Regions from separate parts of the Homo sapiens genome. Here region 1 is linked to region 2. Evidence: read pairs that join two places in POLR2A ChIA-PET (ENCODE). Cell type or tissue: OCI-LY7. All regions are shown on one strand. Links, peaks and the distances in the headings refer to the core of each region. The heading gives the core; the rest is flanking DNA.

The links. Peaks named below come from ENCODE experiments on the same cell type or tissue, not always from the same donor. Only the 100,000 strongest peaks of a DNase experiment are listed, where the experiment ranks them.
Region 1: POLR2A ChIA-PET joins it to region 2 with 10 read pairs; 11 of 35 experiments call an interaction of 5 or more read pairs at or near these places.

The regions. Positions count from the first base shown.
Region 1 is chr17:51,105,593-51,116,716 of GRCh38, forward strand. The region is part of intron 1 of SPAG9 (sperm associated antigen 9); the gene reads right to left. Among named protein-coding and RNA genes, the nearest start is that of SPAG9, 9.7 kb to the right of the region's middle. RefSeq lists an enhancer at 11,021-11,080. In OCI-LY7, for the core only: no CTCF peak of the experiment used is centred there; a DNase peak (open chromatin) is centred at 7,289.
Region 2 is chr17:51,021,517-51,037,703 of GRCh38, forward strand. SPAG9 (sperm associated antigen 9) reads right to left here. Exons shown (of 30, transcript NM_001130528.3): 6 at 10,165-10,206. Among named protein-coding and RNA genes, the nearest start is that of SPAG9, 91 kb to the right of the region's middle. In OCI-LY7, for the core only: no CTCF peak of the experiment used is centred there; a DNase peak (open chromatin) is centred at 8,515; H3K4me3 peaks cover 574 bases; H3K27ac peaks cover 525 bases.

The sequences.
Region 1 (11,124 bases), core at 2,673-10,672, 83 kb after region 2:
GGGCGCAGTGGCTCAAGCCTGTAATCCCAGCACTTTGGGAGGCGAGGTGGGCAGATCACGAGGTCAGGAGATCGAGGCCATCCTGGCTAACACAGTGAAACCTCGTCTCTACTAAAAATACAAAAAAATTAGCTGGGCATGGTGGCGGGCGCCTGTAGTCCCAGCTACTCAGGAGGCTGAGGCAGGAGAATGGCGTGAACCCGGGAGATGGAGCTTGCAGTGAGCCGAGATTGCGCCACTGCACTCCAGCCTGGGCGACAGAGCAGGCTGTCTCAAAAAAAAAGAGAAAAAGAAAAAACACTTAAAGCTTAACCTTTATTAACTTGTTTGTTCCATCTAAAGTGCCTACCTCTTCACTGCTGCTTGCTTGGTTAAAAAAAATAAAATTATGGCCAGGCGCAGTGGTTCATGTCTGTAATACCAGCACTTTGGGAAGCAGAGGCAGGAGGATCACTTGAGGCCAGGAGTTCAAGTGCCCATCCTGGGCAACACAGCAAGACCCCCATCTCTACACACACACACACACACACACACACACACACACACACACACACACACACACTAGCTGGGCATGATGGCATACACCTGTAGTCCTAGCTACTCAGGAGGTTGAGGCAAAAGAATCACTTGAACCCAGGAATTCGAGGCTGCAGTGAGCTATGATCACTCCACTGCACACCAGCCTGGGTGACAGAGCAAGACCGTGTCTCAAAATAAATAGATAAAATAAAATTTAAAAAAATTTTTAAGTAAAATAAAGTACCTGCCACTCTAGTCTTTATCCCATCACATCTATCACAATCTGTAATTAACTGGTTTGCTTATTGTTTATTGCAATGTAAACTCCAAGACAAGATAGGCTACCTTCCTTGTCTGTTTCATTAGTGGCTACATCCCCAGGGCTTAGAACAGTGCCTTGTTCTGCCAGGCGCGGTGGCTCATGCCTGTAATCCCAGCACTTTGGGAGGCCAAGGGAGGTGGGTCACTCAAGGTCAGGAATTCAAGACCAGCCTGGCCAACATGGTGAAACCCTGTCTCTACCAAAAATACAAAAATTAGCCAGGTGTGGTGGCAGGTGCCTGTAATCCCAGCTGCTCAGGAAGCTAGGGTGGGAAAATCACTTGAACCTGGGAGGCGGAGGTTGCAGTGATCCAAGATCAAGCCACTGCACTCCAGTCTGGGCAATAGAGCAAGACTCTGTCTTAATTTTTAAAAATAAAAATAAAAAAGTCCGGGTGCAGTGGCTCACGCCTGTAATCCTAGCACTTTGGGAGGCTGAAGTGTGCAGATCACAAGGTCAGGAGTTCAAGACCAGCCTGGCTAATATGGTGAAACCCCGTCTCTACTAAAAATACAAAAATTAGCCAAGCATGGCGGTGCACGCCTGTAGTCCCAGCTACTTGGAAGGCTGAGGCAGAAGAATCGCTTGAACCCGGGAGGCGGAGGTTGCAGCGAGCCAAGATCCCGCCACTGCACTCTAGCCTGGGCAAGAGCGAGTGCTCCATCTCAAAAAAAAAAAAAAAAGAAAAAGAACAGAGCCTGGCTCAATAAATATTTGTTCTTTCTAAGCATCTATGTTTCTGTTTATCTTTCCACCTACTTGGGGGAATGGGATAAGGTAGAACTAGAGAATCATAAAGTTCCTGTCCAGCTCTTTAAAAGAAACTGCAGGAAGGCCGGATGCAGTGGCTCACACCTGCAATCCCAGCACCTTGGGAGGCCAAGGCGGCAGATCATTTGAGGCCAGGAGTTTGAGACCAGCCTGGGCAACATAGTCTGACCCCCATCCCTACCAAAAAAAATTAATTAATTTAATTAAAACTGCAGGAAGAACAAGAGAAAACACACTTTAAAGGGCAATAATAGTCAGACACGGTGGCTCACGCCTGTAATCCCAGCACTTTGGGAGGCCAAGGTGGGCAGATCACAAGGTTAGGAGTTTGAGACCAGCCTGGCCAATATGGTAAAACCCCATCTCTACTAAAACTACAAAAATTAGCTGGGCATGGTGGCACGCGCCTATACTCTCAGCTACTCGGGAGGCTGAGGCAGGAGAATTGCTTGAACCCGGGAGGTGGAGGTTGCAGTGAGCCGAGATCATGCCATTGCACTCCAGCCTGGGCGACAGCAAGACTCCATCAAAAAAAAGGTTAAAAAAAAAAAAAAGGCAATAATAGATGTTGCATGTGGCTCACAACTATAATCTCAGTTACTTGGGAGGCTAAGGTAGGGGGATAGCTTGAGCCCAGGAGGTTGAGGCTACAGTGAGCTCTGATTGCAACACTGCTCTCCAGCCTGGGCAATAGCATGAGACACTGTCTCAAAAAAAAAAAGGGAGGGGGGCAGTAATAGAATCCAGAATCATAAAAATTCCAGGCCTATACCCCAGAGGAAATCTTATCAGCAGGTAAAAGAATTTCTCAGGCTCTATAACCCTGGCAGAGTAGGTAAACAAGTCAGAAACAAGATATCCTGGAAATACATGATTTAAGAAAAAAAAAAAAAAAAGATGGCCATGGGGCGGTGGCTGGTGCTGGTTATCCCAGCATTTTGGGAGGCTGAGGCAGGCAGGTCACCTGAGGTTGCAAGTTCAAGACCAGCATGGTCAACATGGCAAAACCCCGTCTCTACTAAAAATACAAAAATTAGCTGGGTGTGGTGGCAGGCACCTGTAGTCCCAGCTACTCAGAAGGCTGAGGCACAAGAATCACTTGAACCCAGGAGGCAGAGGTTGTGGTGAGATGAAATTGCACCACTACACTCCAGCCTAGGTGACAAAGCGAAAGACTGTCTCAAAAAAAAAAAAAAAAAATAGTTACTAGCAAAAATATTAAATATAGGGTCATTTTCTGTATTTCTATATCTCAAAGTTTCAAAAAGGGGAAAAATAATTTGTTTTCTTTTTGAGACAGGGTCTTGCTCTGTCACCCAGAGCAAGTGGTGCTGTGTGCCAGAGTGCAGTGGCACAATCAGGGGTCATTGCAACCTCAACCTCCTGGGCTCAAGGGATCCTCCCACCTCAGCGTCTCAAGTAGCTGGAGCCACAGGTGCATACCACCACACTCGGCTAATTTTTCTATTTTTTGTAAAGATACGGTCTCACTATGTTGCCCAGGCTGTTCTGGAACTCTGGGGCTCAAGCTATCCTCCTTCCTTGGCCTCCCAAACTGCTAAGATTATAAGCATGAGCCACTGTGCCTGGTCCATAATAGTTTTTATGTGATAATTTTATTTATTTATTTTTATTTTTTTTTGAGACAAAAGTTTCGCTCTTGTTGCCCAGGCTGGAGTGCAATGGCATGATCTCAGCTCACTGCAACCTCCACCTCCCGGGTTCACATGATTCTCCTGCCTCAGCCTCCTGGGTTCAAGCGATTCTCCTGCCTCAGCCTCCTGAGTAGCTGGGATTACAGACGTGCACCACCAAGCCCAGCTACTTTTATATTTTTAGTAGAGACAGGGTTTCTCCATGTTGGTCAGGCTGGTCTCGAACTCCTGACCTCAGGTGATCCGCCCGCCTCAGACTCCCCAAGTGCTAAGATTACAGGCATGAGCCACCACGCCTGGCCAATGTGCTAATTTTAAAACAAAATTAGCCAATTTTAATTCCGTTTTATATATTTCACATTTAAATTTCTTTTTCTTTTTCTTTTTTCTTTTTTGAGATGGAGTCTTGCTCTGTCGCCTAGGCTGGAGTGCCGTGGCACGATCTCAGCTCACCACAACCTCCACCTCCCAGGTTCAAGTGATTCTCTTGCTTCAGCCTCCGGAGTAGCTGGGATTACAGGCACACACCACCATGCCCAGCTAATTTTTGTATTTTTAGTAGAGACGGGGTTTCACCATGTTGGTCAGGCTGGTCTCGAACTCTTGACCTCGTGATCTGCCCACCTCGGCCTTCCAAAGTGCTGGGATTACAGGCGTGAGCCACTGCGTCCGGCCTCAAATTTAAATTTCTTATAGAAAAGTAACTAAAATGCAAACACTTCCTCCCAGATGAGTTTCATTAATTCATTATAAACATATTAAGAAGCTAGTTAGCTATATAATAACTGACACATACTGTGCTCTTAAAAATTAATTCAAATTAATATTAGATGATATTACAAAGGTTCTTTTTTTTCTTTTCTTTTCTTTTTGACAGAGTCTCACTGTGTTGCCCAGGCTGGAGCACAGTGGCATGAACACATCTTACCTCAGCCTTGACTTCCTAGGCTGGTGCGATCCTCCTGCCTCGGCCCCCCAAGTAGCTGGGACTATAGGCACACACCACCACACCACGCTAATTTTTATATTTTTTGTAGAGACAAGGTTTTGCTATGTTACCCAGGCTGATCTTCAACTCATGAGCTCAAGTGTTCCGCCCACCTCAGCCTCCCAAAGTGCTGGGATTACAGGCATTAGCTACTACACTCGGCCTTGGAAATGTTCTCAAACGTAAATAATATGGTGGTTATATGGCAGAATATTCTCATTTTTTAGGAGATAAATATGTTAAGTACTGAGAGGCAAAGTATCATAATGTCTGTAATTTAAATATGTTAAGTACTGAGGGGCAAAGTATGTCTGCAATTTAAAATGGTTCAGCAATTAAATATGTGTATGTGTGTATATGTGTATCCACACCCACACATCCACATATACAGACAGATAAATAAAACAACAACTACTGAATCTATATAGTGGGTATACAAATGACAAATGTACTTTCCATTTTTCTATATGTTTGAAAGTTTACCTAATAAAAAGCTGGGAGGGGTGGTGGTGGATTTACTGAAAAAGTTTACTAACCTTACAAAAAAAAAAAAAAAACCCTAGCTGGACGTGGTGGCTCACGCTTGTAATCCCAGCACTTTGGGAGGCCGAGGCAGGCAGATCACTTGAGCTCACAAATTCGAGACCAGCCTGGGCAACATGGTGAAACCCGTCTTTACAAAATATCAAAAATTAGCTGGGCGTGGTGGTGTACACCTGTAGTCCCATCTACTTGGGAGGCTGAGACGGAAGGATGGCTTGAGCCCAAGAGGCAACAGTTGCAGTGAGCCAAGATCGCACCACTGCACTCCAACCTGGGCCAGACCTTGTCTCGAAAAAAATAACATAAAATAAAATTCTATACCCTCAACTTGGTACTTCTCTATTACATTAATATATAAATTCCCATGGTTCACCTCACACATTTTTGGGTGTGCCTATTATGCCAAACTACTGAATGCTGTAATTCTTAAGAAAATAAAACACAGTATGGCCGGGTGGGTGGCTCATGCCTGTAATCCCACCACTTTGGGAGGCCGAGGCGGGCAGATCACGAGGTCAGATTGAGACCATCCTGGCTAACGCAGTGAAACCCCATCTCTACTAAAAATACAAAAAATTAGCCGGGTGTGGTGGCGGGCGCCTGTAGTCCCAGCTACACGGGAGGCTGAGGCAGGAGAATCGCTTGAATCCAGGAGGCGGAGGTTGCAGTGAGCCGAGATCCCGCCACTGCACTCCAGCCAGGGTGACAGAGCAAGACTCCGTCTCAAAAAAAAAAAGAAAAGAAAACACAGTGCTATGTTCAAAGCAATAATCAAATATCACTGGTCAAGATTTCAAAGTAAAAAACAGAACTTATATATACCCATTTCCAAATAACAGCTTTTTAAATATATATAACATTACATACATTATTAAACTGGTCTATGCAGATATTTCTGACCACAACCTAATAACTTATTTAGATAACAGCTGTATTCATTGAGTGCAGAGCAGAGCAAAATAACTTGGGTAGGTTCTAACATCAGTTCTCCTGAGAAGCAAAGTTCAGTACAACATAAGTAAGCAGCATGTAGTTAAAGGTAAGGTAAAGATTTCAAGAAGCAGGAATCCTGTACTCTCTCAAGCACAGAACTGGATGTGTGACCTATGGCACACACTTCAGCAATCCAGTGAATAGTCAATCTACTAATCTACCCTCTGAACCAGTTTGGTACTATACCCAGTTTGGTGTCCTCTTTTGTGATTTTTTTTTGTTTTGTTTTTTCTTTTGAAGACACAGTCTCACTCTGTAGCTCAGGCTGGAGTTCAATGGCAAGATATTGGCTCACTACAACCTCCGCCTCCCAGGTACAAGTGATTTTCCTTCCTCTGCCTCCGGAGTAGCTTGGATTACAGGCGTCCGCCACCATGCCCAGTTAATTTTTGTATTTTTAGTAGAGACGGGGTTTCACCATGTTGGTCAGGGCTGGTCTTGAACTCCTGACCTCAGGCAATCCACCACCTCGGCCTCCCAAAGTGCTGAAATTACAGGCATGAGCCACCATGCGTAGCGTTCTTTTGTGATTTTTAACTAAATAAAAATATGAGTGTCACTACAGCAGGGACACATAATGGTATCTCATTTAGATATTCACATTCAGAAATCTCAAATTTAAAAAAAGATGTCTTAATCCAGAGCTAGTCTTTGTCTTTAAAAAAAAATGTCTTAGGAGCTTAAGTAATAATTAACTAACAAATTATTATTTCATAAAGCAACAACCATACCCCTTCCCATCCCACTCCCGCCAGAAAACAAACATAGATTGTTCATTTCAGAAAGTGTCTGAATGACTAGGTGCAGGGGCATATCTCTATCTACTCTGGCTAGGGGCAGTGTGAACATTATTCGAATCGTTAACCATGGCCAGGTGTGGTGGCTCACACCTACAATCCCAACACTTTGGGAGGCTGAGGTAAGAAAATGTCTTGAGGCCAGGAGTTCAAGACAAGCCTGGGCAACACAGTGTGACCCCATCTCTACAAAAAAAAAAAAAAAAAAAAGGCCAGGCGCAGTGGCTCACACCTGTAATCCTAGCACTTTGGGAGGCTGGGGCAGGCAGATGACTTGAGGTCGAGATCAAGACCATCCTGGCCAACATGGTGAAACCCCATCTCCACTAAAAATACAAAAATTAGCTGGGTGTGATGGCGCGCGCCTGTAGTCCCAGCTACTCAGGAGGCTGAAGCAAGAGAATCGCTTGAACCCAGGTGGTGGAGGTTGCAGCAAGCCAAGACACTCCACTGCACTCCAGACTGGCGACAGAGCCAGACTCTGTCTCAACAAAAAAAAAAAAAAAAAAAAAAAAAAAACTTTGGCAGGATCCACAAGGCAGGAGGATCCACTTGAGCCCAGGAGTTCCAGACCAGACTGGGCAACATAGTGAGTTCAGCTTGCATAACATAACGAGACCCTGTTTCTACAAAAAAAATTAAAAATTAGCCAGGCATGGTGGCGCATGCCTGTAGTCACAGCTGCTCAGAGGCTGAGGAAGTGGGATCTACTTGAGCCCTGGAGGTCAAGGCTGCTGTGGGCCATGATTGCACAACTGCACTCCAGCCTGAACCTCATCTCTAAAAAAAAGAAAAAAAAAAAAACCCAACCAAAGGAAAAAAAAATCACAAAAACAAACAGTTCAGAAAAAAAAAATGGTATTTTTAAAAATATGAAAAAATGTTGGCCGCTGCCGGGCGTGGTGGCTCACACCCATAATCCCAGCACTTTGGGAGGCCGAGGCCGGCGGATCACCTGAGGTTGGGAGTTCGAGACCAGCCTGACCAACATGGAGAAACCCCATCTTTACTACAAATACAAAATTAGCTGGCCATGGTGGCACATGCCTGTAATCCCAGCTACTCAGGAGGCTGAGGCAGGAGAATCCTTTGTATCTGGGAGGCGGAGGTTGCAGTGAGCTGAGATCGCACCATTGCGCTCCAGCCTGGGCAACAAGTGTGAAATGCCATATCAAAAAAAAAAAAAAAAAAGAAAGAAAAGAAAAAGCAAATAGGTTGGCCGGGCACAGTGTCTCACACCTGTAATCCCAGCACTTTGGGAGGCCAAGGCAGGTGGATCACCTGAGGTTAGGAGTTCAATACCAGCCTGGACAACATGGTAAAACCCCATCTCTATTAAAAATACAAAAGTTAGCGAGGTGTGGTTGTGAGCACCTGTAGTCCCAGCTACTCAGGAGGATGAGGCAGGAGAACTGCTTGAACCCGGGAGGCAGAGGTTGCAGTGAGCCAAGATCGCGCTACTGCACTCCAGCATGGGTGGCAAAGCAAGACCCCATCTCAAAAAAAAAAAAAACAACAACAACAAAAGAAAATAGGTTGGGTGCAGTGGCTCACACCTGTAATCACAGCACTTTGGGAGGCTGAGGTGCGAGGAATGTCTGAGCCCAAATATTCAAGATCAGCCTGGGCAACATGGGAAACCCATTTCTACAAAAAATACAAAAATTAGCCAGGCATGGCGGCATGATCCTGTAGTCCCAGCTATTCCGGAAGTTGAGATGGGAGGATCGCTTGAACCCAGGAGGCAGAGGTTGCAGTCAGCCGGGATTACACCACTGCACTCTGGCCTGGGCAACAGAGTGAGATCTCGTCTCAATCAATCAATCAAAAGATCTATAAAAATATTAAAATATGTGTTTTTTAGGCCAGGTGCGGTGGCTCACGCTTGTAATCCCAGCACTTTGGGAGGCCGAGGCAGGGGGATCACCTGAGGTCAAGAGTTTGAGACCAGCCTGGACAACATGGTGAAACCCCTTCTCTATTAAAACTACAAAAATTAGCCGGGCGTGCTGGCGCGTGCCTGTAATCCCAAACTACTAGGGAGGCTGAGGCAGGAGAATTGCTTGAACCTGGAAGGTGGGAGTTACAGTGATCTGAGATCGCACCACTGCACTCCAGCCTGGGCGACAGCACAAGACTCTGTCTCAAAAATAAATTTTTTAAAAAATGGGCCAGGCATGGTGGCTCATGCCTGTAATCCCAACACTTTGGCAGGCCAAGGTAGGCAGATAACAAGGTCAGGAGTTCAAGACCAGCCTGGCTAACATGGTGAAACCCCATCTCTACTAAAAATACAAAAAGTAGCTGGGCATGGTGGCTCATGCCTATAATCCCAGCTACTCAGAAGGCTGAGACAGAAGAACTGCTTGAATCCAGAAGGCAGAGGTTGCAGTAAGCCAAGATCGTGCCTCTGCACCCCAGCCTGGGCAACAGAGCGTGAAACTCAGTCTCAAAAATAAATAAAATTAAAAAATAAAATATCAAGTGTGGGCCAAGTGTGGTGGCTCACGCCTGTAATCCCAGCACTTTGGGAGGTTGAGGCAGATGAATCACTTGAGGTCAGGAGTTTTACACCACCCTGGCCAACATGGTGAAACCCTGTCTCTACTGAAAATACAAAAATTAGCCGGGTGTAGTGGTGCACACCTGTAATCCCAGCTACTCAGGCAGCTGAGGCAGGAGAATTGCTTGAACCTGGGAGGCAGAGGTTGCAATGAGCTGGGATAGTGCCACTGCACTCCAGCCTGGGTGACAGAGTGAGACTCTGTCTCAAAAAAAAAAAAAATTATGAATGAATGAGAACACTAAAACAAGAACAATGAATGTCAATACCTATTTTCCTGCCCATGAGTCTTACGGGTCCCATGTTCATACACTTCCAAAGACAAGAAGTGTCAAAAGTCTCCATTTAAACAAAAATCATTTTGTTACTGCTTTAAGTGCTGATTCCATGGGAACAAGTTAGAAAATTCTCAGTAGTGTCTCTCACCTCTGCATTCAGTCATCCTATTGTTTTGTTTTTTGGTAAGAAACAGGGTCTTGCCCTGTTGTCAAGGCTGGAGTGCCGTGGCCATGATAACTCACTGCAGTCTCAAACTCCTGGGCTTAAGTGATCCTCCTGCCTTAGCCTCCTGAGTAGCTAGGACTACAGGCTCACACCATCACACCCAACTAATTTTTTTTATGGTTTTTGGGGAAGAGGGGTCTCACTACGTTGCCCAGGCTTGAACTCATCCTTTTTTTTTTTTTTTTAAAGCAAAAGGCCACAAAAAAGCAGACACAAAATCACATAATCCATTCCCAGTAAAGATATTCTCTCTTCAGTCCATTCTCTGCATGTATGAGTCTATCTCAAAAAGGAGGGAAGGAGCCAGGCGCGGTGGTTCACAGTGGCAATCCCAGCACTTTAGGAGGCCAAGGCGGGCGGATCACCTGAGGTCAGGAGTTCAAGACCAGCCTGACCAACATGCAGAAACCCCAACTCCACTAAAAATACAAAATTAGCCAGGCGTGGTGGCGCATGCCTGTAATCCCAGCTACTTGAGAGGCTGAGGCAGGAGAACTGTTTGAACCCAGGAGGCGAAGGTTGCAGTGAGCCGAGATGGCACCATTGCACTCTAGCCTGGGCAACAAGAGAAACTCCATCTCAAAAAAAAAGAAAAGAAAAGAAAAGAAAAGAAAAAGAAAAGGAAGGAAGACAATGCCTCTTCGTTTTTATGTGTAATCTCCCTCTACTGAATGATGCTAAATGAGCTCTCACTTTGAGAATAACAGTGATAACATAAAAGACCCACAGAATCACTAAGAACTAAATTCCTAAAGGTTCTTTAAACTCGTATGTCTACTTTTCAGAAGTTTCTTTTTTTTTTCTTTTTTCTTTTTTGAGAGGTAGTCTCACTCTACTGCCCAGGCTGGAGTACAGAGGCACGATCCCAGCTCACTGCAACCTCCATCTCCCGGGTTCAAGCAATTCTTCTGCATCAGCCTCCCCAGTAGCTGGGATTACAGGCACCCACCACCACACCCAGATAATTTTTGTATTTTTAGTACAGACAGGGTTTCATCATGTTGGCGAGGCTGGTCCCACACTCCTGACCTCAAGTGATCCATCTGCCTCGGCCTCCCAAAGTGCTGGGACTATAGATGTGAGCCACCACACCTGGCCCTTTTTTAAAAGTTACAGCAAATCATGCCTGTTTTAAAAGAATCAGAAGTTGCAGAAAAACCCTAACATACCCAGTTATAACCTCTCTCTCCAGATCATTTTGTATCCAGATTTTTATTTTAAAAAATCACTGGGCTGGGGCACAGTGGCTCACCCCTGTAAGTCCCAACACTTTGGCAGGATCCACAAGGCAGGAGGATCACTTGAGCCCAGGAGTTCCAGACCAGACTGGGCAACACAGTGAGACCTTGTCTCTGTAAAAAATTTAATTAGCCCAGTGTGGTAACGCATGTCTGTGGTCCTAGCTACTCAGGAGGCTGAGGCAAGAGGATCACTTGAGCCCAAGAGATTGAGGCTGCAGTGAACTGTGA
Region 2 (16,187 bases), core at 4,161-12,160:
CTCTTTAGACCCTCTGCAAATAATCGGGAAATATTTAAGTAAACTGTATTTTTTCAAATGATATTTTTCTAAACAGAAAATTTGAAAATAAAAGAATTATTAGCAATAAAACTATACATTAATGTCAATATCATTCTTAATGGCAATTGCAATATTGTACAGTCACTTGGTAATAAAGACCTACTTTAGAACATTTAGAACACATACTCTGTAATAGCTGATCTAAAACAGAAGTAGAATAACCAAATTCTTAACCTCGGGTATCTTTGTAAAGTGTGGTATTAAAATATCCTGCATCTAAATCATTTGAAGTGCTTGAAGTGCTTGTTAAAACGCCGTGGCTCACACCTGTAATCCCAACACTTTGGGAGGCCGAGGCAGGCGGATCACGAGGTCAGGAGTTCGAGACCAGCCTGGCCAACATGGTGAAACCCCGTCTCTACTAAAAATACAAAAAGTAGCCAGGCATGGTGGCAGGCACCTATGATCCCAGCTACTTGGGAGGCTGAGGCAGGAGAATTGCTTGAACCTGGGAGGCGGAGGTTGCAGTGAGCTGAGATCACGCCACTGCACTCCCACCTCAGCAACGGAGCTAGACTCCATCTCAAAAAAAAAAAAAAAAAAAAGCGGGGAGAGGGGGCAGATTCCAGCCACGCACATGCCTGTAATCCCAGCTGAGGCGGGAGGATCCCTTGAGCCCAACAAGACCCTGTCTCTTTGAAAAAAGAGAAAAGAGTAGGGAGTAGGGAGGAGTAGACAGAGTCTAAGTCCAACTCCAGACTTAATGCACCAAACTTTGGGCAGTGAGAATAGGTCATCTATATTTTAACAAGCAATCCAGGTGAGTTACATACTCATTGAAATTTGATCACTATTATAGGATCTACAGATAGGTTTCAAGAGGTATATGCAAATTGAAATTGTATGCAAAAATTTGTGTACAATGTATTTCTCTGGGAAAAGAATCATAGCTTTTATCAGATATTCAAAGGGGTTTGCAGCTCCAAAATAATTATAAACAATTGTCCAGTGGCTATCAAAAATGAAGCAGTTCTTTTGGAGCACCCAGGTTTTAAGAAAAGAGAAACTGACAAAAAGTTTACAGCCACCACCACTAATAATAATAATAATAATAATAATAATAACAATAGGCCGGGTGCAGTGGCTCACGCCTGTAATCCCAACACTTTTGGAGGCCGAGGCAGGCGGATCACCTGAGGTCGGGAGTTCAAGACCAGCCTGACAAACATGGAGAAACCCTGTCTCTACTAAAAATACAAAAAATTAGCCGGGCATGGTGGCGCATGCCTGCAATTCCAGCTACTCGGGAGGCTGAGGCAGGAGAAACACTTGAACCCGGGAGGCAGAGGTTGCAGTGAGCTGAGATCGCATCCAGTCTGGGCAACAAGAGTGAAACTCCATCTCAAAATAATAATAATAATAATAATAATAATAATAAATCAGGGTTAGGGTAAATTAAGTGAATTTATCATTCACTAAATGTATGACCTTGGGTAAGTAATGTATTCTTTCTAAACCTTTGTTTTATCATCTGTAAAATATAGATAACAGTATCTACTTCTTAAGATTCTTATTAAGTTATTCTACATTATGGCTTAGCAATGTGTTTCACACATACTAAGAATTTAAAATATTAACTATTATTATAATAGTAACTATTTGTATAATTCTAAATACATAATTATATATTTTTATAATTTATAACTATTATAATAGTAACTATTAGTATAATTATAATACATAATTATATATTTTTATAATTTATTAATTTATAATATTTTAATTATAAATTATATATACTATATATAATTCCCTTAAGGGAGTATCAGCAGGAATTATTGCCACATCGATTTAGCTATTGATGCTGAAGTGGTAGCTTTAGATCCACCTTGGCTAACATCAGAAAGTTCAACCTACAAATAGAAGTAATTTAAAAGAAATTTTAATTGAGTAATTTATTCTAAAGTACTTTAAAAATTGGTTAAGAAATAAATTTGCCCAGAGAAAGTCACAATTTTTTTAAAAGGCAATAAAGAGTCACCGATTATCAATAAATAATCTCTCTAGCTCCTCTGCAAATAATTGGGAAATATTTAAGTAAATCGTATTTTTCCAGGCGTACATGAAATTCTTCTTTTTTTTCTAAGACAGAGTCTCGTTCTTGTCACCCAGGCTGGAGTGCAGTGGCATAATCTCAGCTCAATGCAACCTCCACCTTCCAGGCTCAAGCGATTCTCGTGCCTCAGTCCCCTGAGCACCTATGATTACCGGCGTGCGTCACCATGCCCCACTAATTTTTTGTATTTTTGGTACAGACGGAGTTTTGCCACGCTGCCCAGGCTGGTCTCAGATGCCTGGCCTCAAGCGATCTGCTGGCCTCAGCCTCCCAAAGTGCTGGGATTACAGGCGTGAGCCATTGCGCCCAGCCGATTTTTCTAAATAGAAAATTTGAAAATACAATACGAAAGGCATTAGCAGCCAGGCTCGGTGGCTCACGCCTGAAATCCCGACATTTTGGGAGGCCCAGGCAGGCGGATCACCTGAGGTCAGGAGTTTGAGACCAGCCTGGCCAACATGGCGAAACCCGTAATCTACTAAAAACACAAAAATTAGGCATGGTGGCAGGTGCCTGTAATTCCAGCTACCCGGGAGGCAGAGGTTGCAGTGAGCTGAGATCGCACCACCGCACTCCAGCCTGGGGGATAGAGCGAGACTCTCTCCAAAAAAGGAAAAGCATTAGTGATAAAATTACACACTGATGTCAACATCATTTTAATGGCAGTTGCAATACTGTATCACTATTAATTACAGTATATTGTACATATTAATTATAATATATTGTACAATATATTTTACACAACATATAAAAATAAAATAGCATATCCATGTTAAGAGTACAATACTTTGGCCAAGCGTGGTGGCTCATGCCTGTAATCCCAGCACTTTGGGAGGACGAGGCAGGCAGATCACCTGAGGTCAAGAGTTCGAGACAAGCCTGGCCAACATGGAGAAACTCCGTCTCTAAATCAGCCGGGCGTGGCGGCACACGTCTGTAATCCCAGCTATTAGCGAGGCTGAGGCAGGAGAATCACTTGAACCCAGGAGGCAAAGGTTGCAGTAAGCTGAGATTGCACCATTGCACTCCAGTCTGGGCAAAAAGAGCAAGACTCTGTCTCAAAAAAAAAAAAAAAATTGTACAATACTTCATGTATGCCTGTAATCCCAGCTACTTCGGAGGCTGAGGCACAAGAATCGCTTGAATGGCCTGGGCAACACAGCAAGATCCCATCACATAAAACAATAATAATGTATTGTACACTTAAAATTTTTAGAGGGTAGATCTCATATTAAATGTTCTTACCACAATAAAATAAAAAAGGCTGAGGCAGGAGAATCGCTTGAACCCAGGAGGCAGAGGTTTCAGTGAGGCAAGATTGCGCCACTGCACTCCAGCTTGGGCAACAGAGCAAGACTTCATCTCAAAAAAAAAAAAAAAATTGGCCAGGTGCAGTGGCTCACGCCTGTAATCCCAGCACTTTGGAAGGCCGAGATAGGTGGATTAGTTGAGGTCAGGAGTTCCAGACCAGCTTGGCCAACATGGGGAAACCCCGTCTCTACTAAAAATACAAAAATTAGCCAGGCATGGTGGCACATGCCTGTAATCCCAGGTACTCAGGAGGCTGAGGCAGAGGAATCATTGAACCCAGGAGACGGAGGCTGCAGTGAGCCAAAATTGTGCCACCACACTCCAGTCTGGTGACAGGGTGAGACTCTGTCTCAAAAAAAAAAAAAAAAAAAAAAAAAAAAAATGCTATTTTCTTGAATTGGTAACTGGCACCCAATATAAAATATAAAAGTATCTGATAGAAACCTACTAATTCCAGCAAATTCATTTGTTTGGAGTTGAGTCAAAAAGACTGACAGTATTAATTAAAAAAAAAAAAAACTGACAGTATTTAACACCTCTGGAGCCAAAGAGATTGATAGTGAAAACAACTACAAGTCCCTCTGAGCACCATTTGCATTGTCTTTGCTTTGATGTATACTCGATTAAAAAATAAGTGGTATTTGGCTGGACACGGTCGGCTCATGCCTGTAATCCCAGCACTTTGAGAGGTTGAGGTGGGCATATCACTTGAGCCCAGGAGTTTGAGATCAGCCTGGGAAACCTGGTGAAACACTGTCTCTACTAAAAATGCCAAAAATTAGCCCAGCATGGTGGTGCACGCCTGTAGTTCCAGCTACGAGGAATGCTAAAGCATGAGAATCGCTTGAACCCAGGAGGCAGAGGCTGCAGTGAGCTCAGATTGCACCCATGTTATCATGTACATGAATTCTCATTCTTTAAAAGTTTCAAACGTAACACACATTAAAAAATATAAAATAAACAGTCTGTATTTCTGATAAACAGTGTTGATGAAAGCACTTAAAACCCATTAAGACGGCGGATTCAGAAAGCCCTAGAGAATATTGAGTTCATCTATATGAGAAAGTGATATGCCTTTGAAACTATGTCAAAAATAAATAATTTGAGGTCAATCTTGGAATTCTCATTTACCTCTTAAATATAGAGAAATTATTTCTTCTTCCTCCTTATTATTCCAGTCCCCCACTCCCCACAAAAGGCAGGTTATTTTCACCTCAGAAAAAATTGTATTTAGTAATTTAAAAGTTCACAACATATGAAGTGTGGCAAAGGCCTACTTTCCAAATTCATTTGTGGATCTGGGAGCATGAAATAAAATAACCAGGAGACAGTCTAGATATCATGGGGTGAAAAGAGAAAAAAAAAAAAAAAAAAAAAAAAATAACCAGGAGAGAGCTGAACCTAAAACAGGAAAGGGACCATGATACCTCAGCAATCCCAAGGTTTCAGGCTACAAGGAAGTGGTTAATTTAGATCTACTTAGAAGAAAATTATGTTTTAAATTTATCCTAGGCTATCCAAATAAAATGAAATTTACTTATATGTAACTTACTTCCCTTTTATACTTACCACATAAAAATATTTTACACTCTTTAAAATAGCCCAATGTGTGGGCTATATTTCTGACAACTAGATCCCAGAGATACAGCATGAGAGCTGAGAAGGGAAAAGCTCTGATTTTAGGGGTTGAGCCCTTTTCTTTTTCTTTTCTTTTTTTTTTTTTTTTTTGAGACGAAGTTTCGCTCTTGTTGCCCCAGGCTGTAGTGCAATGGCGCAATCTTGGCTCACCGCAACCTCTGCCTCCCAGGTTCAAGTGATTCTCCTGCCTCAGCCTCCCGAGTAGCTGGGATTACAGGCATGCGCCACCATGCCCAGCTAATTTTGTATTTTTAGTAGAGACGAGGTTTCTCCATGTTGGTCAGGCTGGTCTCGAACTCCTGACCTCAGGTGATCCGCCTGCCTCAGCCTCCCAAAGTGCTGGGTTTAGAGATGTGAGCCACTGCGCCCGGCCGGGAAACCATTTTTGAAAGAGGTCTTTCTTCTTGGTATCCCAGGCAGTGGTGACATAAAGCTTCTAAGATTAGCAGAAAAGCACTTAGATGGGAAATCGGACAAAGTATTTGGCCAGGGGCACAATATTCTTGCATTATACCTCACTAACTGCCTCCAACTAAAGACAGAATGAGGCTAAGCACAGTGGCTCATGTGTGTAATCACAGCCCTTTGGGAGGCCAAGACAGGTGGATCACTTGAGGTCAGAAGTTTGAGACCAGCCTGGCCAACATGGTGAAAACTCATCTCTACTAAAAATACAAAAATTAGCTGGGTGTAGTGGCATATGCCTGTAGTCCCAGCTACCTGGGCGGCTGAGGCACGAGAATCACTTGAATCCAGAAGGGGGAAGAGGTTGCAGTGAGCCAAGATCATACCACTGCGCTCCAGCCTGGACAACAGAGCAAGACCTTGTCTCAAAAAAAAAAAAAAAATCATTGACCTGTTAAAAATTAAAATATACTACTTTTGGTCAACAGTACACTCATAAGATAATACGATCATGTGCCACATCTGCATAATGACATTTTGGTCAATAATAGACAGCATACAGCATATATAGTGGTGGTCCCATAAGATTAAAATGAAGCTGAAAAATTCTTGTTGCCCAGTGATGTTGCAACTGTCATAATATCCCAGTGCAATGCCCTAGTGTGTTAACAAAACTATTGCACTGCCAGGTGTATAAAAGTATAGTACATGCAATTCTATACAGTACATAATACTTGATAATGATAAACAATTATGTCACTGGTTTATGTATTTACTAAAATTTTCATTGTTATTTTAAAGTATACTCCTCCTTCTACTTAAAAATAATAATAAAGTTAACTATAAAACAGCCTCAGGTAGGTCCTTCAGGAAGTACTCTAGAAGAAGGCACTGTCATCATAGGAGGTGATAGCTCCATGTGTGTCATTGCTCCTGAAAACTTTCCAGTGGGACAAGATGTGGAGGTGGAAGATACTGACATTGATGATCCTGACCCTGTGTAGGCCAAGGCTAATAATATGTGTGTGTCTTGGTTTTTAACAAAAAAGTTTAAAAAGCAAAAAAAAAAAAAATTTTTTTTAAATAGATAAAAGCTTATAGAATAAGGATATAAAGAAAATATTTTCATAGAGCTATACAATGTGTTTGTGTTTTAAGCTAAACATTATTACAAAAAAATCAAAAAGGTAAAAAAATTTAAAGTTTATAAAGTAAATAAGTTACAGTAAGCTAAGGTTAATTTATTATTGAAGAAAAAAATTAAATAAATGTAGTATAGTTTAAGTGGACAGCATTTTATAAAGTCTACAGTAATGTCCAGTAATGCTCTAGGCCTTCATATTCACTCACTGCTCACTCACTGACTCACCAAGAGCATTTGCAGTCCTGCAAACTCCATCCATGGTAAGTGCCCTATAGAGGTATACCATTTTAAATTTTTCATATTGTATTTTTACTGTATCTTTTCTATGTTTAGGTACACAAAATAGTTACCACTGTGTTACAACTGCCTACAATATTCAGTACATGCTGCACAGGTTGCAGCCTAAGAGCAACAGGCCATACCATATAGTTCAGGTGTGTAGTAAGCTATACTGTCTAGGTTTGGGTAAATTCACTCTATGATGTTCCTACAACAAAATCACCTAAGTACACATTTCTCAGAATGTATCTCTGTTGTTAAGCGACACATGACTATGTATGCAAACAAGGGAAAATTCTTAAGAGGTCCTAATTGAAAAGCATTTATTATGAATCATTCAACATAAAGTTCCAGGGGAGTTGCATGCTGTCATTTCACATTCAATCTGTGGCTTCTTGACACTGCAAATTCCTATTTTATATTAGACTTTACAGGTCACTTGCCAGGTTGTGCTGTTTTGGCTAATACTCTTGACTGCAAATGACCACTAGCCTATCAAATCCTATTGTCTGACATCATTAAGATATCTTTTTCAATGGCATGAGTGGTGGCAAACATGGAGACTTACGCAGTCATCAAGTCTCTTTCTAACATATTTATTTTATAGCCCCATTTTCCCCTTTAGAGCCTTTAGGGAACTGCCACATCATAGGTGTACATGTCACTAGAGAATGTTCACAAAAAGCTAGTACAAGATTTGGAAGTGCATATAAAAGAATGGCATGTCTGTGCATATTTAAATTGTGCTTTGAAAAAAAATAGATGTAACACAAATGGCCAAAAAGCATATAAAATGATGATCAACACCACTAATCACTGGAGAAATGCAAATCAAAACCACAATGAGATATCATCACCTGGCCCCCATCAGGATGACCACTATCAAGAAAAAGAGGATGTGAATACATTAGACACTTGTGCATTGTTGGTAGGATTGTAAAATGATGCAACCACTCTGGAAAACAGTATGAAAGTTCCTAAAAACATTAAAAATAGAACTACCATATCATCCAGCAATCTCACTTCTGGGTATGTATTCACAAAAGCATTATTCGTAACAGCCATAAGGTGAAACCAACCCAAATGTCCATTAACAAATAAATAAACAAAATATGGTGTACACATACAATCAAATAAATATTACTCAGCCTTAAAAAGGAAGGGAATTCTGTCACATGCTATAACATGAATGAACCTTGAGGACATTATGCTAAATGAAATAAGCCAGTCTCAAAAAGACAAACACTACATAATTCTATTTATGTGCGGTATTTAATATGTGACATCAAATTCATAGAAACATAAAGTAAAATGGTAGTTTCCGGGGCTACAGTAGTTGGAAAGGAAGTTATTATTTAATGAGTGCAGAGTTTTAGATTTGCAAGATGAAAAAGCTCTGGTGCTGTTTTACAATAATATGAATATACATAACACTATTGAACTGTATACTTACACTATTGAACTATATACTTAAAAATGGTTAAAATGGTCATTTTTTTCCTCCCTGTGGAGACCACATCAGAGGTCATAAGATGGTAATTTTTATGTGTTTTTACCACACACACAAAATAAACGTCATTACTTTCAGTTTCACTTGAGATACTGCAGTAAAAGCAATCTGGTCTTTGTGCCATTTTCTTATGGGTTTTAAATATCAGGCTAAAAGTCTATAAGCTCTTCAAAATATTTTCAGTTGTTCCATTTACCAAATGCACCATGTGCTTAGTGCTATACAGAATATATATGTCATGGATTATCTGGCATTGCAGCATAACTATTTTCTAACAGACTATAAACTATGTTTACAACTAGAGAAAATGAATTATCCCATTCAGTTCAACTTACAGACACTACATGCCAATGTAGTGTTTTCCTGAGTAGCCTAACTTCTGAAATAAGTCATATAAAGGCAAGCAACTCTGCTACCTAAGTTTGTCTCTTAGATTTGAGGGTTTTAAGCCAAATGAAAATAAAGACAAAACTACAAACAAGTAACTAGCCCCACATAGGATCCCTCACTATTAACACAAATATACTTTTATACCTACATTTCTTTCTCCCCAAGTAAAAGTAAGTCTCTAAAGCATTGGTTCTTAAAACTCTTTTGATTTACAGCTATGTGGCATAAAAGAGTTACAAAATGGTGTGTACATACATTCTTCTGGAGAGTTTCAAATAATTTGACTCCTAAGAGTCTGTGACCCAAAGGAAACACTAAAAACCTTAACTCTAGATACTCACATTTAGGTAAAATCCATCTAAGTGTAAACAGAATGGTAGCTTCAAGAGAATTCAAATTATTAAAGGAAAGGTATGAATGTCCTAACTCTGAGTATATTTCAAAGGAAGAGGATACTGTTTCACTGTTGATGCTAGAGGGCTTCCATGGACCCAGGTCAACCCCTGACCTAGCACGTAGGAGAAAGTCACAGATATCCTGTTATCCCCAGTGCCCAGCATATCAAGCCTGACATGTAGCAGGCTTTTTTTTTTTTTTTTTTTGAGATGGAGTCTCGCTGTGTTGCCCAGGCTGGAAGGCAGTGGCACCATCTTAGCTCACTGCAACCTCCACCTCCCGGGTTCAAGCAATTCTCCTGCCTCAGACTCCTAAGTACCTGGGATTACAGGTGTCTGCCACCATGCCTGGCTGATTTTTGTATTTTTAGTAGAGACAAGATTTCACCATACTGGCCATGCTGGTCTTGAACTCCTACTCCTGACCAAGTGATCCGCCTGCCTGGGCAGAGTGCTGGGATTTCAGGCATGAGCCACCACACCTGGCCTGTAGTAGGCTCTTAACAGATGTTTGATGAATAAAGCTGGATGGTGCCCTGACTGGAGATGAAGAACTCTATTAAACTAAGGAAGCAGTCCACTGTAAGATGACACACTAGGCCACATTCAGGACAAATACAAGTTACATACATTATGCCCTGAAGAAGGTATTTCTGGAAAGTATACCATTACATAGAGCTGGATAAATGCAAACAGGCTGAATTTCACAGAATTTACTTATATTTTCTTTCCTTTATTTAAAAATGCTTACTTTGGGGAAGGAATAAATTACAGATTGCAGTAAAGCCCTGACAACCACTACAGTGGAAATAATTTTCTTTTATATTTCAGTGAATTACAACAATAGTCTTCCAAGCTGAGCATCTGATGTCTTGAGAATAGCAGTTGAGGAAGTAATCAATAGTTAATCACTTTAGTATACTTTTTGCAAAATGTTAAGAAGCACCATTCTCACCTCCTGTTCTACAGCCTTCTGAGGTTCAGGACTATTGCTGACCTAGGAAGAGGGAAGATTATAAAAGAGAAAAAAATTATGTGTTTACTAGGTTTTAACACAGCTGTAACTTTGGCTTGTACTATCTCCCAAGATACAAGATTCATCTATTATCTACTGTGTTTAAAATGAGGGTTTGGAAGCTTTGTTTTATTTTGACTTAAGCTGACCTTAACACTCTAGTTTAAGTAATATCATGGTTCAGAAGCCACCACTTGGATCAGTGTCTTATACTTATCAACATGCAGCTCATTGTTTAACCTTTTTTTTCTACTTACACCACTTTATGAAATCTTCCTGATGTTTATTCCAGTCCCTTTGACTATTTAACATGCTAATAATCCAGTGCAGCATACTCAGAAATGTTTATCACACCTCCTTCTATCATTTCTGAATTAGTTAGATAACACTAATGATCAAAGGATCACCAAAATCCAAATCCTTTTTCTTATTTTTTTTGAGACACGGTCTCACTCCTGTCGTCCAGGCTGGAGTGCAGTGACACGATCACGGCTTGCTGCAGCCTCAACTTCGCAGGATTCAGGTGATTCTCCCACCTCAGCCTCCCAAGTAGCTGGGACTACAAGTGTACCCCACCATGCCTGGATAAATTTTTGTATTTTTAGTAGAGATTTGGTATCGCCTTGTTGCCCAGGCTGGTCTTGAACTCCTGGGCTCAAGTGATCCATCTTCCTTGGCCTCCCAAAGTGCTGGGATTACAGGCATGAGCCATGTGCCCAGTCCCAAATCCTTTTTCATAAAAATCTATTTATTCATATTCTTTATTTCTATCTATACATTTTCCCTCTATGAGACGGATGTGTTTCTCTTAAATACAAAGCAACAGTTTCAAATACTCTTGGTCTGGAAATTCATCAAAGTCTTTTTGAAAGGCTGCTAGCTCTCAGTTATGCCCTTAAAAATACACAGATTAGGCCGGCCGCAGTGGCACACACCTGTAATCCCAGCACTTTGGGAGGCTAAGGCAGGTGGATCACCTGAGGTCGGGAGTCCAAGGCCAGCCTGACCAACATGGAGAAACTTGTCTCTACTAAAAATACAAAACTAGCTGGGCGTTGTGGCGGGCTCCTGTAATCCCAGCTGCTCTGGAGGCTGAGGCAGGAGAATCGCTTGAACCCAGGAGGAGGAGGTTGCAGTGAGCCGAGATCACGCCATTGCACTACATCCTGGGCAACAAGAGCGAAACTCCATCTCAAAAAAAAATAAAAAATACAAAATACACAGATTAACAAGGCATGATTCACTTTGTAGGAATCAGACTGCCTCTTCTTTAACAGATGTGGTTTTTTTTTTTCCCCTAGCTTTATTGAGATATAACTGACAAATACAGCATATAGTTAAGGTGATTTTTTTAATACACATTGTGAAACAATCACCACAGTCAAGCCAATAAACATATCTAGCACGTCATACTTTTTTTGGTGGTAAGAGCACTTAATGTTTATTTATAAGATCTTTGATTCTAGATTCTCATCATCTTTAATCATTCTCTTCATCAAAAACTAGGTAAAAACTTGGGTAGCTCTCTCTATATAAAAGTAGAAAGATTGTCAAGCTATGTCATTAAATGAAAAAAAAAAAAAAAAGCAAGCAGCAGGAAAACACTTATAAACCCACTTATCTTAAAAAGATATTATATCTATGTGCACCTGTAAAGAAAAAGGCCAAGGATACATCAACTATTTACAATGACTGGGGGAAAAAATGAAATTTAGGGTTGAAGAAACTTCCCATTCCTACTCCACATTCTTCAGTATTACTAAAAATTGTGAAACTGAATTAATATAATTTTTTAGACACAGGATCTTGCGATATTGCCCAGGCTGAAGTGCCGTGGCTATTCACAGGTACCATTACAGTGAACTGCAACCTGGAATTCGTGGCTTCAAGCAGTCTTCTCACCTCAGCCTCCTGAGTAGTAAAATAACTTTTTAAAAGAAATTATAAAGGCCTCTTTTAGAAAATATTTGGACCTCTGAGCACCTTAACAACATTTCTAGTACATGGCATTGTGCCTAACACAGTGAGCATCAATAAATTTTTTTGAGTGAAAAAGGTAATTTTTTCAGTAGAAAATGTTAAACAACTTCTCCTATTCTAAAAGTCTGTTTAAACAGTAAATGTAAGTATTAATAAATACCTATGTGCCAATTACCTCAGATGAAGTCACATTTAAAATACAAGCTTTAAACACCGCCATTTTGAAAGTGCTGCTTATTTACATCTTTATCAGTTTCTATTCTCAACATACATAATAGGCATCTTGGTCAACATACAACACAATAGAATCTTTACCCTTTTTTTCCTTCCAAACCCTAACAGTCACCTATAGGTGGTTCCTAAAGTTATCACATGAAGATATATGTGAGGAAAAAAGCTTATAAGCAAAAATTGAGTTTATAGAACAAATTCCTTATCCACTGTCATAAACAAAACAATATGAAATATTACAACACATAATCCATTTTTTTCTTAAAACTCTACTTTTATTTTACCCTAGTAGGCACACTAATACAAAATTCTATAAAGGAGGTATAAACTAATGGAAAAACCCAAACCAGAAGTAAATGAATGAATAATGCCTAGATCTTGGTTCCTAAATACACTTCTCCCAAAAAATGTGCCAGAGCTCCTTTGAGAAGTAGTCCAATTTTTAAGAGTGGGGCAGGGAAAATACAACAGCTTAGAGCATCTTATGGTGCCAATAAGGAAGAAAGCATTCAAAAAAGGATGGGGTATGTCAAAAGAGCACAGGAGCCAACCTGAAAGAGCTCTCAATGTCCAAAGCTAGAAAAATTTGAGAAACCAAAGAAATGATAGGTTCGCATAGCCCACAGAATAATATATGTATATATCCCTTGAATTCAAACTGGACTGGAGGGAAGGAGGGAAGAAGACAACTCTCCCTGATAGAAGAATTCCAATTAATAAATGTAGAATGAAGAAAATAGAAAATAACTATTAGCAATATTTTACTAATAATTGTTGTAGGCAAAATCCACTGTGGATGCTAAAATCAGTGAATGAAAGTTTGAGCAGAAACAGGGTATCTGCACAGTCTCAAAGTATATCCACACCAAGATACTAGATTCTGTTATATTCTCGCCAAAAATACATAACCTCAATCTAATAATGAGAAATCAGAGAAGCCCAAAGGGAGAGACATTCTACAAAACAACTAACCAGTACTCTTCAAAAGTCTCAAGGTCATGAAAGACAAGACAAGACTGAGGAACTGTTACACACTGGGAACACTGGCGAGACATAATGTACAAAGGCAATGTGGAAGCCAGGTGTGCTGGTTCATGCCTATAATCCCTGCACTTTGGCAGACTGAGACAGGAGGATTACCTGAGGCCAGGAGTTTGAGACCAACCTGGGCAACATAGTGAGGCCCTGTCTGTAATAAAAATTTTTTTTAAAAAAGCAATATGGGATCCTGGGCTGGATTCTGGAAGGGAAAAAGGATATTAGTGGAAAAACTGGTAAAACTCGAATACAGGTTTACCTAACAGTATTGTACCAAAGTTAATTTCATAGCTTTGATGATTGTATTATGGTTAGTTAACATCAGGGGATGCTGCGTGAAGGGTATATGGAACTCTGCACTATTTTTGCAACTTTTCTGTAAGTCTAAAATTACTTCAAAAAAGTTATTTAAAACTGCGAACTTTAACTTTTTAAATTACATATGCATTTTATAATAGGAATTGCAAATAACAATAGATATGATTCAACTACTATAGAGATTAAAGCTTGTAGAAACTAAAGAAATAGGAACAATTTCAGAACTTAACCACAAATGGAGGAGGATGGAAAATTCTCTCAACAAGAATGCTGGCTCTGTTTAGACATTTCCTGTTCTGCATGCTAAGCACATCCCCTGAAGAATGCAGCACACATTGACTGGCTTTACATACCAAACTCTGCTAACAAGAGCTTCTCACAGCAGTTTACTAAAGTATCACAAGTCATGTGATTTTATGAGAACTCTCTAAAATTTTCACAAGTAGGTGTCTATCCAATTGGTTTAGTTAGTTAAAATTGCTTTTCTCAGATCTAAAGGTCACATTCTACTAATAATCAACAACCAAGGATGCTCTTCAAAGAAAAAAATACTTTTTTGGAGTACATATGTATACACATGCATACATGTGTGTGCATGTTCTATGCCAGCCATATAATTTTCATGATGCTTTCTAGGCCTTGGATGGTTATTTACCACAGTATTATTTGTAACAGCAAAAGACTAGGAAAAATGAAGCTGTCTCAGCAACGAAGGAGATCTGAATTGCAGCTGGGATATGTGATCCCTTCCCCTCTGCCCTTCTTCTAAGATTCTGATACATCAATTATCTTTCTTCACTCCCTTGTCTTCAATTTTTCTCTCTATTGAACCCTTCTTGTAAGCATAGCAACAACCCAGTCTCTCCCATTCTATACTTTTCCCTCTGCTCTGCCAATCTCCACCTCAAGTTATCCTTTTTCTCTCCTCCCACCACAATCACCATTTTGAGTAGTCTACACATGTTATTTCCTCTTTTTATGATTTACAGTTACTCCTGTTACTGGCCCTACAACTTAAACTGCTCAAATCTACACCTATAAATTTACAAATTCAGTCCTCATTCTACTTGACTTCCCCACACCAGCTGACCCTGCTGACATCTTCTTCCATTCTAAAACTCCCTTTGTGCCTCGACTTTCAGCGCTCAAGTCTCTTACGGTCTCTCTTCTCTGCCACTACAGCCCTCCACTAATGCCCTTCTTTTCCCATGCATCTTCTTTCTTCTCCACTCCAGCCCCCTCTCCCCCTACCACACACAGATGCTGCCTTCCTCATCTGCTCAGGCTCTGACACTCTATACCTGGGACCTCTCCTTGGGGAGGCTCTCATCATCCTGTTTAGGGTCTTGTACCCCCAAGCCTGGCTGCCATCCTGCAGGGATGTCCTTAATGTTGCTGGGGCCCTGACTCTCTACACCAGGCTACCCCATATGGATTACCCTTGTAACTTTGCTTAGGTTATGATAACAACCCCACCCCTGCTCCTAAGCACCATGGAAAGCCTTACCTTCCTCTGCCCTGCCTGGTGGCTTTAGAACTAAATTGTGCAGAAAGGAAAGAGAAAGGGAAGATGAAGCAATACTATACCACCTTAATAATTACGCTTTATAGTAAATCTTAATACCTGGTAGAGCAAGTTCTTATACTTACTGTTCTTCAGGACTGTCTTGGTTATACTTGGCCTTTTGTTTTCCAATTCCTTCATTTGTAGCTTCTTTGTGAATATAATTCAGTAAGATTAACTGTCTCACCTTAACATTTTGTCCATTCTCAGTCTTAGCCCATGACTATTACTATTATTATTCATTATTTTTCTTGAGACAAGGACTTTGTCACCCAGGCTGCAGTGCAGTGGCATGATCATGGCTCACTATAGCCTCAGCCTCCCAGGCTCAAGTTGATCCTCCTGCCTGTGCCTCCTGAGTAGCAGTGACTAGAGGCGCACACCACCATGCCCAGCTGATTTTTAAATATTTTGTAGAGACAGAGTCGCTTGACACTAGAGGAATAAATTTTAAAAATACATAAAAAATAGGCCGGGCGCGGTGGCTCAAGCCTGTAGTCCCAGGACTTTGGGAGGCTGAGGCAGGTGGATCACTTGAGGTCAAGAGCCTGGCCAACATGGCAAAACCTCGTCTCTACTAAAAACACAAAAATTAGCCAGGCACGGTGGTGGACGTCTGTAATCCCAGCTACTTGGAAGGCTGAGGCAGGAGAATCACTTGAACCTGGGAGGTGGAGGTTGCAGTGAGCCGAGATTGCACCATTGCACTCCAGCCTGGGGGACAAAGCTAGACTCCATCTCAAATAAAAAAAAAAAATTATATATATAAATAAAATAAGTAAATATATGTGTTTTATATATATATATATATATAGTGTGTGTGTGTGTGTGT